Linked DNA regions of Homo sapiens: region 2 is linked to region 1. A link is an interaction called in ENCODE POLR2A ChIA-PET data of the cell type or tissue named here. Cell type or tissue: PC-9. All regions are shown on one strand. Region 1 holds the start of LINC02884 (long intergenic non-protein coding RNA 2884). Region 2 overlaps LINC01356 (long intergenic non-protein coding RNA 1356).

What was found. ChIA-PET counts read pairs that join two places held together with the same protein. Peaks named below come from ENCODE experiments on the same cell type or tissue, not always from the same donor. Only the 100,000 strongest peaks of a DNase experiment are listed, where the experiment ranks them.
Region 2: POLR2A ChIA-PET joins it to region 1 with 14 read pairs; 2 of 35 experiments call an interaction of 5 or more read pairs at or near these places.

Annotation. Positions count from the first base shown.
Region 1 is chr1:112,359,058-112,361,557 of GRCh38, reverse strand. It overlaps LINC02884 (long intergenic non-protein coding RNA 2884), which reads left to right and starts at 951. Exons shown (of 2, transcript NR_183466.1): 1 at 951-1,196. In PC-9, CTCF peaks have their summits at 891 and 2,345; a DNase peak (open chromatin) is centred at 1,167; H3K27me3 peaks cover 1,523 bases.
Region 2 is chr1:112,836,897-112,839,396 of GRCh38, reverse strand. All of the region lies in intron 3 of LINC01356 (long intergenic non-protein coding RNA 1356), which reads left to right. Among named protein-coding and RNA genes, the nearest start is that of LINC01357, 12 kb to the left of the region's middle. In PC-9, no CTCF peak of the experiment used is centred here; a DNase peak (open chromatin) is centred at 1,026; H3K27ac peaks cover 371 bases.

The DNA of each region.
Region 1 (2,500 bases):
AGACCTCAAAGTCTGAATGTTAGCAACTGCCTTTGAGCATTGAGCACATAATCATCAAGGATAACTAACTCTTTGGAAACTGCCTTAATCACTAAACCTTCAGTAGCTTTCTTCTGGAAGGGGTGAAGCCCCTGCTACCAAGAAGGAGCTCACTCTCTGCACTGCAGCAATGTTACCTAAGGACAAGTGAAAATGAAGATAAAGTGTCAGAAAAAGGGAAAGCTTTGCAGTCAGGCTGTTAGGAGTCTCCACTGGGTTCTCTGGAACTAGATGCTGCAACAGAGGTAGAAGTGCAAAGGGGAGGATCACCTGTGAGTGGAAAAGGGAGGAAGCAGTTTGGCCAGGAGGAGCTCTTGGCTTCTGATGCAGACTTGACAAAGCCTCTGCCAGTCTAACAGGGTGCTCTGAGCAAAAATTGCTTGTTAGAGGAGTTCCGCATTGGTAGAAGAGGGATGGGCCTTTGTACTACCACCTTGCTCAGCCATTGGCTAGGGGCTGCCTTAAGAAGAGAGTGACTGTGGCTTAAAAACTCAGGTGGTCCTTGAAGGAACTAATTGCTGGGGGCAAATAAAACCAACATTCTTGGTAGCAGGGGAGTGAGTCCTTTATTGAAGGGGCAATGTAAGCATGGCATCTCTGTGTCTGTCTACCACACAGACAAACATGAAGTTCAAATTCCAACAACATGTGACCTTAGGCAACCACTCTGCCTCAGTTTTTTCATCTGTAAAATGGAGAAAATGCTTTCCTTACAGGGTTGTGGGAGGATTAAATAAGACAAGAATGAACATAGTGCCTGATACAGCACAGGCATTCAATAAGTATTAGTTCTTCCCTTTCCCCCAGATGAAAATAAGCCAAGGGAACATTCTGTTCTGCAAACCAGTTCCCACCCTGCTCTTTCTAAACTTCATTTTCTTTCAATTTCCAGTAGGGGACCAAGCCTCTGCGGCAGTTTCCTGATCTTCTGGATATGCTGCCACGCTGTCCCAGGGCTGGTGGTGTCCCCTGACTTGTTCCTCTCCTGACTTTCTCAGCCTGGAGACTGAAAGCTCTCTTTGGCTGTTGGCCCTCCCAGGCAGAGTCCACTGGCTGTTAGGGTGAAATGGGGCTGATGCTTCCTGGAATCCACCAGAAGTATGCAAATTGCACCATCTCTTTCAGCTGCCTGCGCCTGCATTCCATCGAGGATTCCGGTAAGAAGAAACCATCCTGTTCCTCTTTCTAAGTGCCTCATTAAAGCTGGAGGACAAATTCCTCCTGCTTCTCTTGCCCTGGGAGGTGAGACAGCACCTGAATGGGAAGAGGAGGTTGTGCTCCGCGTGACATCATCCTTCATGGGGTACTCTGACCACAGGGACACTGGTGTCCAAGGCCCAGGTACTTCCTGTGTGCCTGATTCACTGGGGAGTCTCAACTCGTTGGGGTATAAACATGAAAAGATTTTATTTCTTCCAGTAACTGCCCTGGCTGTGCTGTGCCAGATCTCTCTTTCCTGCTGAGGAGCCGCTCCCTTAACGACATCTTGGTCTGGTTCCATAACTTTTCAGCCACTTTCGGTTACTATAACAGTCTCATTCCAGTAATTAAGACTCAGCCTCTTATATTTTTAAAACTTTCATTGCAAACTCGATTCAGAGCTCTTCTCTCCCCTTCCCTCCAGCACAAGTGAGAGTTGGGTCCTGGTTGTTTGGAGCAGTGGAGGGGAAGTAGGGCCTGGCTTGAAGATGCCTCACCTCCTCCCTCTTTGAGGCCTCAGCATCTGTATTTGGGCAGAGAGGAGGGATGGAGAGTAAGAGACCTCTTTACAGGAGTGTCCTTTTCCCCTTCCTGTTCTTTGTGGCTCTGTTAGATGCTGAAGATCTCACCCCACCCTCCTCCATCACTGAACACCACCCTTTCCCCCTCCTTCCCTCACACAGATGCACCTCTCTTTAGCCTCAACAGTGGTACAGGTGCCCAACGACCCTTTGTTGACTTGGCCATGGGTACCTGGGCAAACCCTCAGCTCCTGCCCTTCCACTGACTTCCGTGCATCTCCATGCAGAGCCACAGGGCCTGCAGGAATCCTCTCCCATAATCCTTCAAGGGCCCCACAGACCTGGGAAGGGAGAGCTGCCCCCATCTTCTTCCCAGTCATGCTGCCCCAGGGTCCTTCGAGCCCTGCCGGATGGGCTACTGTAGTGGGCCTCTTGCTTTCAGAATCTCCCAGACTCAGATGGATACCAGTCTCTACATTCAAGTGCAGTCCCAGCCCTCAAAGTAAGTTCATCAGGCATCCTGCTTTTCCTTCCCACAGTGGGGTAGGTGAACAACAAGGGCACTGGGCTGCAGTCCTAGGCTTCCAGGATGGCAAGGACTCTGACAGTGAGCTGTGCCTCTGAGGCATCAGGGAGAGTCTGGATTCCCTCTCCCCTCACACTGGGGCAGGAAAGCACCCTTATCATCTCCACAGGGGCGTGAAGGGTGACTCTTCCTTGATCTCTCTCAGTCCTGCTCC
Region 2 (2,500 bases), 480 kb before region 1:
AAAGTGCTGGGATTACAGGCGTGAGCCACCGCGCCCAGCCAGGATACATTTCGGCTAGGAAGAATAAGTTTAAGTGATCTGTTGTATAACATGGCGACTATAGTTAATAAAAACATATACTTGAGAATTGCCAAGAGAATAGATTATAAATGTTCTCACCCCAAAGTAATAAAAGTATGTGAGGTAATGCATATGTTTATTAGCTTGATTTAGCCATTCCACCATGTATACGTATATCAAAACATACCCCATAAATACGTACAGTTTTTTTTTGTTTTTATTTTTGAGATGGAGTCTCACTCTGTCACCCAGGCTGGAGTGCAGTGGTATGATTTCGGCTCACCGCAACCTCCGTCTCCCAGGTTCAAGCGATTCTCCTGCTGCAGCCTCCCAAGTAGCTGGGACTACAGGCACGCGCCACCATGCCTGGCTAATTTTTGTATTTTTAGTAGAGACAGGGTTCACTTTGTTGGCCAGGCTGGTCTCAAACTCCTGACCTCGTGATCCGCCTGCCTCGGCCTCCCAAAGTGCTGGGATTATAAATGTGAGCCACTGCGCCTGGCCAATATATACAATTTTTATTTGCCAATTAAAAAAACAAAAAATTGGCTGGGCGCAGTGGCTCACACCTGTAATCCCAGCACTTTGGGAGGCTGAAGTGCGTGGATCACCTGAGGTCAAGGAGTTTGAGACCAGCCTGGCCAACACAGTGAAACCTCATCTCTACTAAAAATACAAGAGTTAGCCAGGCACAGTGGCGGGTGCCTGTAATCCCAGCTACTCGGGAGACTGAGGCAGGAGAATCGCTTGAACCCAGGAAGCGGAGGGTGCAGTGAGCCGAGATTGCACCACTGCACTCCAGCCTGGGAGACAAGAGTGAAACTCCATCTCAACAAAAAAAAAAAAAAAAAAAAAAAAAAAAAAAAGGCTAGGCGTGGTGGCTCATGCCTGTAATCCCAGCACTTTGGGAGGCTGAGGCAGGTGAATCACCTCAGGTCAGGAATTTGAGACATCCTGGCCAACATGGCGAAACCCCGTCTCTACTAAAAATACAAAAATTAGCCGGACGTGGTGTCAGGCGCTTGTAATCCCAGCTACTTGGGAGGGTGAGGCAGGAGAATCTCTTGAACCCAGGAGGCAGAGGGGGCTGGTTTCCAGAAAGACCCAGGAGTGGAATGGGAATGTTCAGCTTCACCTCCTGAACCCTGGGGAGGGGAAAGGGGCTGGATGTTGAGGTCAATCACCAAGGCCAATGTTTTAATCAATTTTGCCCATGTAATAAAACCTCCATTAAAACCCCTGAACAGGGGCCAGGCGCAGTGCCTGTAATCCCAGCACTTTGGGAGGGCGAGGCGGGCGGATCACCTGAGCCCAGGAGTTCGAGACCAGCCTGGCTAACATGACGAAACCCTGTTTCTACTAAAAATAAAAAAATAGCCCAGCATCGTGGTGCGTGCCTGTAGTCCCAGCTGCTTGGGAGACTGAGGCAGGAGAACCACTTGAACCCGGGAGGCGGAGGTTGCAGTGACCTGAAATCATGCCACTGCACTCCAGCCTGGGCAATAGAGTGAAACTCTGCCTCAAAAAGCAAACAAACAAAAACCCCTGAAAAGTCTGGGTACAGTAGCTCACACCTGTAATCCCAGCACTTGGGAGGCCGAGGCAGGCAGGTCACTTGACGCCAGGAGTTTGAGACCAGCCTGGCCAACATGGTGAAACCCCATCTGTACTAAAAATACAAAAATTAGCCAGGCATGTTGGCCCACGCCTGTAATCCCAGCTGCTCAGGGGACTGAGGCAGGAGAATTGCTTGAACCCAGGAGGTGGAAGTTGCAATCAGCCAAGATGGGGGGACCACTGCATTCTAGTCTGGGCAACAGAACAAGACTCCGTCTCAAAAACGAACAAACAAACCAACCCCTGAACAATAAGAATTGGAGAGCTTCTGGGTTGGTGAACACATCGAGGTACCAGGAGGGTAGTATGCCCAGAGAGAGCACGGATGCTCCTTCCCCATACCTTGCCCTATGCATCTCTTCATCTGGCTGTTCCTGAGTTGTATGCTGTATAATAAACGAGTACATGTCCCTTCTCTACAAAAAAATGTTTGTAATAAATTAGCCAGCCTACTGAGGGGGCTGAGGCAAGATCTCTTGAGCCCAGGCATTCAAGGTTACAGTGAGCTGTGATCATGCCACTGCACTCCGGCTTGGGAGACAGGGCAAGACTCTGTCTCAAACAACAACAACAACAACAACAACAACAACAACAAACCCACCAGTAAATGTAAAGTGTTTTTCTGAGTTTTATGAGCTGTTTTAGCAAATTATTGAACTTGACAAGTAGCACAATCACTGGATCAGGGTCACAGGAACCCCCAATTTATAGCCAGTTGACCTTAGAAGCACAAGTGGCAGCCTGGTACTTGAAAATACCATCTACAGTGAAAGTAGTCTTGTGGGACTGAGCCTTTAAGGCTTTGCAGTCTGACACGAACTCT